Linked DNA regions of Mus musculus: region 1 is linked to region 2. The links are chromatin contacts, found by POLR2A ChIA-PET in ENCODE. All regions are on one chromosome and are shown on one strand. Each heading gives the region's core, a stretch centred on a gene start or an enhancer-like site at or near the end of the contact. The rest is flanking DNA. Distances are from core to core; before and after follow the strand shown. Region 1 holds the start of Rab11b (RAB11B, member RAS oncogene family). Region 2 holds the start of Brd2 (bromodomain containing 2).

Evidence for each region. ChIA-PET counts read pairs that join two places held with the same protein, here RNA polymerase II (POLR2A).
Region 1: POLR2A ChIA-PET joins it to region 2 with 12 read pairs in embryonic stem cell. The contact joins the promoter of Rab11b here to the promoter of Brd2 in region 2. POLR2A ChIA-PET finds 5 or more read pairs at or near these places in 2 of 5 experiments (Patski and embryonic stem cell).

What each region holds. Positions count from the first base shown.
Region 1 is chr17:33,757,591-33,762,666 of GRCm38, reverse strand. It overlaps Rab11b (RAB11B, member RAS oncogene family), which reads left to right and starts at 2,181. Exons shown (of 5, transcript NM_008997.3): 1 at 2,181-2,444. The coding sequence starts at 2,405. Gm17251 (a long non-coding RNA gene) reads right to left here and starts at 2,809. Exons shown (of 2, transcript XR_003952408.1): 1 at 2,080-2,809; 2 at 800-1,125.
Region 2 is chr17:34,120,668-34,125,906 of GRCm38, reverse strand. Brd2 (bromodomain containing 2) reads left to right here and starts at 3,300. Exons shown (of 13, transcript NM_001204973.1): 1 at 3,300-3,745. H2-DMa (histocompatibility 2, class II, locus DMa) reads right to left here and starts at 3,075. Exons shown (of 6, transcript NM_010386.4): 1 at 2,973-3,075.

The DNA of each region.
Region 1 (5,076 bases), core at 932-3,431, 360 kb after region 2:
AAAGAAAGAAAGAAAGAGAGAGAGAGAGAGAGAGAGAGAGAGAGAGAGAGAGAGAGAAAGAAAAGAAAAAGAAACATGAATACAGGACCCTAAGGTTTCAGATCCCCTGAAACTGTGGTTACAGATGGTTGTAAGCCACCATGTTGGTACTGAGAATCAAACCTGGGTCTTCTATAAGAACAGAATGTGATCTTAGTGGATGAGTTATCTCTCTAGCCTCTTATTTTTGTTTGTTTTAGTAAGGGCCTCAAACTCCATATGTGGCAGGAGATGACCTTGGACTCAACTCTCCTAATGGCATATGCCACCACACCCAGTTTATGTGCATACTAAGAACTCTCATTTGAGCCCCATTTTCAGCCCCAAAGCAGCTTCTAAACACCTGTTATAGTGCCAGTAATAACTTTTCCCCCACTTCAGTGCTAGGGATTGAAATCAAGCCTTTGCATTCTAATTAATTTAGCTTCCAGCTTGAGAGATTTCTCAGTGGTTAAGATCATTGGCTGCTCTTACAGAAGACCCAGGTTTGATTCCCAGTGCCCACATGGTGGATCACAACTGTCTATTACTCCAGTTAAGGATCCAACATCATCTCTGACCTCTATGGGCACTGCAAACACATAGTGCACAACATGCAAACATAACACACATACACATAAATAAAATTAAGCTGCATTGCTGTTCCTTACTATTCTCCCAATCTCTTAATATCTGTTAAACAAAGACTTCATGGCCCAAATGAGCCACATAATCTCAGGAATACACAAGCAGAGAAAGAAAATGAAATCAGAGAGGTAAATTTTTAAAAAAAGATTTTATTTATTTATTTTATATATGTGACGAGTACACTGTATCTGTCTTCAGACAAACCAGAAGAGGGCATCAGATCCCATTACAGATGGTTGTGAGCCACCATGTGCTTGGAATTGAACTCAGGACCTCTGGAAGAGCAGTCAGTCTCTTAACCACTGAGCCATCTCTCCAGCCCCCGAGAGGTAACTTCCAAGTTACCAGTGTACAAGAGAATCATAAGTTCAAAGTTGGCTAGCACGAGGTGGCGTGTTTAGCGGCGCAGAGCCAGGTGGATCTCTCAGTGTTAAATATCAGGTTCTAGGCAGGGAGACCCTGTGCTCCAAATAAAACAGAACAAGAAAAAAAGAAGTTAGTTCAAAGTAAATATGTATTGTTATCATTCCTTCTAGGCTCCCAGTTACCTGGCAATAGCTAGGTATGACTAACTCACTAGAAAAGGGGCTGTTTGCCCCCCTCCTCTCTTATCCTACACTCTGCCCCTTCTCCCTGGCCGGCCTCTCCTCTTCTCTCTCCACCCCCCTCCTTGCCACTCTCTCTCCCTTTCTCTATCTCTACTCCCTCTTCAATATGAAGCTAGTCAGGGTAACTTGAGGCCTCGTCTCAACAAACAAACAAACAAACAAACAAACAAGCAAACAAACAAAATCAAGCTGGGTGGTGGTGGCCAATGCCTCTAATCCCAGCACTTGGGAGGCAGAGACAGGCAGCTCTCTGTGTTCAAGGCCAGCCTGGTCTATACAGGGCAAGTTCCAGATGGCCAGGGCTACATGGTGCGACCCTGTCACAAAAAAAAAAAAAAAAAAAAAAAAAAAAAACAATAAAGAAAAAAGAAAATCAGACAGGTATAGTCTGATCCATATCACCAATTCCAGTCTAGCTAGGGTTTCATAGTGAAAAACCTGTCTTAAAAAAAGAAAAGAAAAAATATGAGTAATGGTGAAAGCAGAAAACAAGAGAACTTTTTGAGAAGAGGAACAAATAAAAAAGCCTAGGATCCCCATTTGTTTTGGAGGTACTGACATAAGCTTTGTATTTAAACAAAGAACTGGGGAACTGCAACCCAGAGAAGGCACCCCCAATCAACGAACATACGCCCGGAAATGGTCATTTATGGGGCTAGAATAAGAGGTCGGAGGAGACCCACTGATCTATGATGTCATCAGGACGTTAAAGTCCGTAACGTCACCTAGAGGTAGCTCAATTTCCCTTCCCCTACAGGTTCGCTGGAAGGCCCAGTCTGAGTTCAGTCTCTCATTGGTTACGCACTCTGTCAATCCACTTCATTGTTCAAGTGTTCCGTCCCGCCTTCCCCCATCTGCTTTTGATAGGCTGCTGAATCTGTCATTTCAAAAAGGTCCGCATTCCTTCCGCCTTTCTCCGGGAGACCGAGGGCTAGAAGGGTGGATCCCAGGAGGCTCCTACCCCCCGAGCTCGGTTTCTCAGCCTGATTGGCTTGTCCAGGTGCCTGTCACTACCGCTTTCACCGTTGACTGGCCTTTAGACCGCCGCTCTACGCGGCGCCGGTTCCGCCCCCGACGGGTGTTTGTGGTGGGGCTGCGGAGTCGCCGATCCCGCCGGAAGCGCCAGGACAATGGGGACCCGGGACGACGAGTACGATTACCTATTCAAAGGTGCGCCTTGTGGGGTACAGACAGGCGAGGTGGCGGTAGCGACTGGAGGGCCGAAGCCGTGCTACAGGAACAGAGAGCTCAGGGTGGAGGCCCGGACTTCAACGGGGCCTATCCGGGCTGGGAGTCGGAGGAAGCCGGGGCAAGTGGAGTTCGCTAGGCTTCGGGCCCTAGTACGCAGTGGTGAGGAAAGGGAGGCTCGGCGAGGCCTACGGACCCCGGATGCGCCGGGGCGGGGCCGGGGCCTTGGGGGGGTGGGGCCCGAGGTGGTAGGAGAGGCCGTTGGGGCGGGGCGTCCCGAGGGGCGGGGCTTTCCTGGGTTTGGCGGGCGGACTGCGTTGAAAGCAGGATTGTAGCTGGTGTTAAGGCGAAGGAGAAGGTTGTGGGCGTGCCCACAAAGCCTGATTGGTGTGAGCCTTCTAGGACTGACTGACACACCCGGGGCCTACCTTGGAGTGGAGCCTGGATCATGTGCAGGAACCCTATATTATGGTGCTTTGGAATTGGGTAGATTGGGGCCTGTCTGTCGACTAGTTCAAACTCTTGATATTCATGGAGAAGTGATTCAGTTGGTAGCATTCCTAGCAGCAGCATGCTCAAAGCCCTGGATTTTATCACTAACACCGCCTTGGTGATGGTGCAGGCCTGTAGTCGCAACACTTGGGAGGCAGAGGTAGGAAGATCAAAAGTGCAGAGGCCAGGCTGGATTACTGGAACCCTTTCTCAAAGGAAAAAAAGAAAAACCACACATGGACAACGTTAAATGCAGTACCTGTACTATTCTGAAACTTTTTAATAATGGTCCCTTTTACTCCTCCTTATTAGTTTATACAGCCCATATTATCCAGGAAACAGGCCAGTAGTGGTGCACACCTGCAATCCCAGTACTCAGAGTTGGAGGTAGGAGGATGTACTGGCTAGTTTTGTGTCAACTTGACACAGCTGGAGTTACCACAGAGAAAGGAGCTTCAGTTGAGGAAATGCCTCCATAAGATCCAACCGTAAGACATTTTCTCAATTAGTGATCAAGGAGGAAAGGCCCCTTGTAAGTAGGACCATCTCTGGGCTGGCAGCCTTGGGTTTTATCAGAGAGCAGGCTGAGCAAGCCAGGGGAAAGCAAGCCAGTAAAGAACATCCCTCCATGGCCTCTGCACCAGCTCCTGCTTTCTGACCTGCTTGAGTTCCAGTCCTGACTTCCTTGGGTGATGAACAGCAGTATGGAAGTGTAAGCCGAACAAACTCTTTCCTCCCCAGCTTGCTTCTTGGTCATGATGTTTGTGCAGGAATAGAAACCCTGACTTAAGACAGGATTTCTTTGCAGTTCAGAGCCAATCTGGGATGGTGAGGTAGCGTAGGTATTTGTGTACACTGCCAGGCCTGATGACCTGAGTTCAATCTTGGGACCTTCATGGTGGAAGAGAGTCTGCAAATTGTCTTCTGCCCGTCACAGGTACTCCACATCACATATAGAGATAAACTGAAAAAAAATCGTGTAATTTAGCAGAGTGTGGTGTCACACACCTTTAATCCCAGCTTCAGGAAGCAGAGACAGACAGAGCTCCATGAGTTCAAGGCAAGCCTGGTCTACATAAACGGGTGAGGTGGGAGTGGCAAGTCAACAGAATGAGATTTTTCTTGTATTTTTTTTTTTTTTTTCGAGACAGGGTTTCTCTGTGTAGTCCTGGCACTCACTTTGTAGACCAGGCTGGCCTCGAACTCACAGATCCGCCTGCCTCTGCCTCCCAAGTGCTGGGATTAAAGGCATGTGCCACCACGCCCGGCTTCTTTTAAATTTTTTAAAAGCTAACTTAGGTTACACATCCATAGTATGTCTTTAAAAAAAAAAGTGGGGGGGGCGGGGGGGGGAAACAAGTTCAGAAAGGCAGGTTCCTAAGGGTGGAGCAAGGTTGAGCCCAAGACAGATCTTACCACTTAGAGGTTAAGTTTAGGGGCAAAGATTGAAGCTTAGATATGGAAAAGACAGTTGTTATACCTCCTTCCTTCAACACATATGTATCCAATTACAGGAAGAGCTTTCCTACTTAGTGAGCCTCTGTCCGTGTCATTGGGGTTCCTCATTTTCTGATGAGCATATTTAGGGATCTCTGGCATTGTGACACCTTCTATGCCAAACTGAGCTTTTGGGTCCTCTAACCATTCATGCTGGACTCCCTGATTGATAGTGAATGATTTTGAGAGCTAACTCCTGGATCCTCAGGGGACATACCTTTGCCCTTCTGGGAGTGTGTCCTGGTCCTCAAAGCTAGCCTTGGCATCTTGGGACTGTGGAGGTACTGGGGTATCCTTGGGGCAAAAGGCTCCTGAGATGGAGCCAGACAGATTTCTGCAAAGATATGATTACCACACAGCACCATGGGCTGGGAGTGGGCTCTATCCAGATGTGAGACCAATTAGCAGGTGTTAGATTCCGGGTATCACTTTAGAGGCAGAGTACGTTTTGGAAAGGTTTTGGAGACCAGAGATTTGAAAGGCTCTCTGGTGATGGGTGGGACAGATTCAAATCCTGCTCTGTTAGGGGCCTGTCCCCACTCAGACCACCCAGAGGAAGCTTCTAGGCAGGGCAGGGGATCTGTTCTCTTCCAGTCAGCACATCCAGGCATCTGTGATCATTCCC
Region 2 (5,239 bases), core at 2,051-4,550:
AGTGTGGGAGTTATCCCAACAGATTAAACAGTCCTAGCAACTGACCTGTAATCTCCTGAGTTTGCTCCCCACTCTAAGTGAGAGTGCTCCATATACCCCCTTTTTTGTTAAGATTATTTTAAATTATGTAGGTTATGTGTGCAAGTGAAAATGGATCCCTGTGGCCAGAGATCTACAGCTTCCCTCTAGGTTGGCCTTGAACTCCTAATCTCCTACTTCCACCTCCCAAGTGCTGTATTTAAAAGCAGGTTCCACAGCCCGGCGGTGGTGGCGCACGCCTTTAATCCCAGCACTCGGGAAGCAGAGGCAGGCGGATGGATTTCTGAGTTCGAAGCCAGCATGGTCTACAAAGTGAGTTCCAGGATAGCCAGGGCTATACAGAGAAACCCTGTCTTGAAAAACCAAAAAAAGAAAAAAAAAAAAAAAAAAAAAAAAAAAGCAGGTGCCACCACACCTAAGCTTAATCCTTGACTCAAAGCTCAACACAATTTTTCCTTCTTAAAAAGCTTATCTACCTTACTATGGCCATCACCTTAAGGATAACTCTTAAGTGTCCCTCCCCTAGCCTTCAATTCTTTGGTCCCAATCCAGACCTAGAACTCTGTAGAGCTGTGTACTCTGATAACACACCAGTCAGAAGTAGATTATGGGTTCAAATCCTAGCTCTGCTACTTAGCAACAGTCTGATCTTGGACAAGTGATTCAACATCTTTCAGTTTCCTGTGAAAACTAGAGTCAGAGTCCCAGATCAACCATATCAACATAGTGAGACCCTGCTCCTCTCCCTCTCTCTCACACACAAACCACACACAACACAAAATAGTCACACCCTCAGGATGAAGTCTCATAATAAGGAGAAACAGGCAATCACAGTTCACTATAAAAGGTACGATCATAAGTGGATTCAAATAAGTCAGCTTACTTTAAGTGTTGAGAGTAAACTGTTCGCAGCTGTTGGTTTAAAATGAAGGAAAGGCAGCTCCTTGTAGAAGGAACTATGTGTAAAGCACTGAGAAAAAATCCAAGATGACACTGACACGTGACCCGTTTGGGAAACTGCTCTGTGAGTCGGCTAGGGGGCTGGAGAGGAACTGGCTAACTGGAGACTGGCAACAGGAAGCAGACCTTTCCGACAAGCCTGGGATTAACAGATAACACAGAGCAGGGCAGTGGTGGTGCATGCCTTTAATCCCAGCACTTGGGAGGCAGAGGCAGGAGGATTTCTGAGTTCAAGGCCAGCCTGGTCTACAAGTGAGTTTCGGGACAGCCAGGGCTACACAGAGAAACCCTGTCTCAAAAAAACAAAAACAAACAAAACACAGGAGCTGAGTTCTAGCATAGGTCAAGAGGGAAAGCCCATGCCGGGCGTGGTGGCGCACGCCTTTAATCCCAGCACTCGGGAGGCAGAGGCAGGCGGATTTCTGAGTTCGAGGCCAGCCTGGTCTACAAAGTGAGTTCCAGGACAGCCAGGGCTATACAGAGAAACCCTGTCTCGAAAAACCAAAAAAAAAAAAAAAAAAAAAAAAAAAGAGGGAAAGCCCAGGGAGCCACAATTTAATACGCAATTTCAGGGCCGTGGACAAAACCCAGAGCACGTGGAATTATGGCTTCATGTCCTAGCCACTAGCCATGCCTGGCCACTGAGAACTTGAAAATATGGCTGGTGCCACTATGAAACAAATCTAAACAGCATGTAATACTGATTTAAATTCAAGTTGCTACTGCACAGTACAAATAACAAGTCCAGGTGATGCAGCAGACACAGGCACGATTGCCTGGTTCTTGAGGACACAGCAGTGTGCATTGATAGATGAAGAAGGGAATGGTAAGTTCAGGTGAATATAAAGTTGTAAGGAGAGGTGAGGACATCGTGCATGGACAGAATAACACAGCAGCAGATCAGATGCGCCGGACAGCCCACATCAATTCTGAGCATGCTCCAGTGTCTGGGGTTATCCAGGCAGGAATTTTTCATAGGAAGTTCCACTCAAGAGAACTGTCTAATCTTACGGTGGAGTTGAAAGGCTTGAGTCATTGAAGATGTAGAAGCATTCCAGACAAACAGCAGGAACCAGCTACCCAAATGTACAAAAGGGAGACTGGGGGTTGGGAACATGACATGCATGGGCAATGTCAGGGAGAAATCAGAAGTGGACTCTGGGGTGGGCAGCTGGGAGGTCCTGCTAAGTAGGGTGGTGAGGTCACACTCTGGGGCTGCATGAAGTGGGAAATAAGAGAACTGGGAGGAGACAAGCAGGGAGAGTCTTGTAAGTCCAAGTCCTGCTGTGCAAGGAAGTTGAGAAAGCCACGGAGTACTTAGAGACAGGGTAGGTACTGAATAGGGTTTTCTTTTTGGCTACTTAGAGACAGGGTAGGTACTGAATAGGGTTTTCTTTTTGGCTAAGAGAGCAAAATGGACAGGAAGTTACTTAGGTTAACAGAGAAAGGTGACCAAGTCAAAAGCAATTTCCTTCAACTGAGAAGCCCCGATAAAATAAGAGACATGCCCTGTTCTACACACGGAAAATACAGGTGGGCTGCTGGTGCAGAGTGTAAATCCAGACCATACCTTCAAAGACAAAAGACAACAGAGATAAGCGCGAGCTTCGCACTTTAAGTCAACTGCATTGTTTTTAAGTTGTCACCCTAAACTTTAGTAGGATGAATTCAAGACTGAGAAACAAACTAGTAAGGCAGGTCACAGAAACAGAAACAGAGTATAGACAATGTCAGGAAAGAATCATGATCAAAACGAGCAGAAATGACGAAGTAGAACTCTATGTTAATAAATGGTCTACCTGTACACGATCAGAGAAAGAAACACGGGTGGTATACTTCGAAGGCAGGATTCGGGTATTTTCAAGTCTCATAGAGGAAAAAAAAAAGAAACAGTTTAAGAAATTCGAGGAACCCCACAACTCCTCCCGATTAAAACGTCAAATCGAGCGTGCAACATCCAAGCGGACCCCCACCGTTCCAGGGAGGCTCGCCCTGCAGTCCCGCTGCTGCAGCCAGGACCCGCGTGCCTCCTGGGACCACAGCATGGGGCCCCGCGGATTCTGGCCAGAAAGTGCCAGGCAACGCCTCAGACCGGAGCCGGAAGAACCTATTCCCCCCGCCGCGGTGGGGAGGGGGGGGAGGCCACCGGGGCGCAGGCCCGCGCGCTCCCGCCACACCCATCGCTCAACGAGGTGGCCCCGAGGCTCGGGGCGCACTGAGCCTGCGCACCGCGGCTCTCCCCGCGACCCGTGCCTCCCCTCCCCCCAGACCAGGCACACCCTTGCGCATGCGCTATGTGTTTCGTGGGGCTGCGGCAGCCATGCTGAACTCGTACCGAGAGGCGAGTGGGGGGGACGGGGGCGACCACAGGCGCAAGGGAGGCCGGGGACCTGGCGAGGCAACAGCCTTAGCGAGGTCTGGGGTCTCGGGACACAGGTCTGGGCCTTGCAGTCCCTGTGACCCCGTTCACGACCCTCCGCAGTGTTCGGAAACCTCGCCCTCGTGGCCGTAGGGGGGGCGGACACGTGACCCGCCCCAGCCAGTCGGAGCGCTGCTGACGTGGCCGCGCGGCCCCGATGCTTTTCCCCCCACCCCCAGCGGCTAGGGAAGGGAGGGGCTGGGGGCTACGCCCCCTCCCCCAACGCCTTCTCGGCTTCCGGGGGGGTTGACACCCCGGATTCCTTGCTCCCCCCCCAGCCGGGCTGAGGGCGACTTTCGAGGGCCCCCCCGTGGCTCCTGGATCCAGGTGAGCAGGGGCCCCTGGGGCGGGGACGCCATCGGTCATTTAAATGCATAAGTAAAGGTGGGGAGTGGGAAGAATTCTTGGGGTTCAGGAGAAAAATCCCAAGGGGGAAAGACTTGTCTTTCAAACACCTGACAGCCAATGGGAGTGTGGACTGGGGCCAGCGCAAGAGGGCCACTGTGTGGGGGAGGGGAATGGCCAACCTCGTGCCTACATACCCATCGGAGGGCAAAGGGGCGAGGGTGGCTTGTGCCCCATGCACCCGTCACCGGGGGGGGGGGGGGGGACAGGAATCGGGAGCCAGGTGAGATGGGATGTTTTGGGCGGGCGAGGGGAGGGCGACCCCGTAGGCTGAGTGTGAGTGTTGGTCGTGGGATGCGAGAGCTTAGGAGTTGGCAGCTCTGGAGGTGAACTGGTGTGGTTCCCTGGCGCCGACTCCCTGCCTCCCCAGGGACTCCCTAAGCTCCCTTTGTGTCAAGGGTAGCAGGCTCGCCATCGTCACATGGCGTGATGGAGGCTCGGTCGAGTTTGTGTGCTTTTCACGAGGACGCGGCCTGTGGGGCCTGCTGTTCCCAGCTGCGCATCCCCTCCGGGCTCTTAGCTGTTTGTCTCTGCCCCAGGGTGGGGAGGGCTCACCGGCCCAGAGCCTGGGGGCCGCCTGCGAGCGCAGTCCTGGCCTGAGGTGGGTGCTGGGAGGGGAGAGCCAGCGTGGTCCGAGCCTCCCAGTCTCCGAGGTCTAGGGTTTCTCCGGGTGGCATGCTCTACTGCCGCCCTCCTCCCCTCCCCCTGCCTGGAACAGTTGCCTCCTTGTGTGCTGCGGGGGAGGGAACGGAAAGGAGGAAAGAGTTACTTTTCCAAATTACTAAGTAGCAGCAGCCTCCCCTGTGACTCATGTGGGGGCAGGGAGGGCTGGGAATGACTGGGGCGCAGTGATTTTCCGGAATGCAGGGAAACGGGAGCGTCGTCTGGCTACCCTTTCTCTCTAAGGCCCAGCAGTTTCCCCGCTCCCCGAGTTCTCTCCCCACCCCCACCCCACCCCCGTCGGGCTTCGGCCCGGACCCGCCAGGCCCAGGTGCGGAAAATCCAGTTTGGAGGCCGGGCCGCCAGGGGGAGGGGAGAGGCCTCTAAAGTTGCTGTGTCATTGCCCTGCTCGCCGCAGCCACCCGGGCGGGGCCGCGCGCACTCGGGCGACCCGGGCCTGGTTCCCGGCGGGGAGTGCAGGGTCTCTGCTTCCAAGGCGCACTTACCCCTTGCGGGGTCTGCGCTTATCTTGCGGTCCAGAAGACGGGAGCTTGGCCGCCATGTTAAGTGCAGTGACCGAGGTTCGAGGTCGAGGGCTCATGTGGAGGGAGGGTCGCCTGGTTGCAGTTCTAGGACCTAGGCCAGTTGGGGCTATAATTGGGGAATGGTGAGCCCGCCTTACAGCCCCTCACCAACGTTAATTTACTTGCCCAGACGTGCACACCTGTCTTCCCAGCCAGGGAAAGGGGAGTTTGG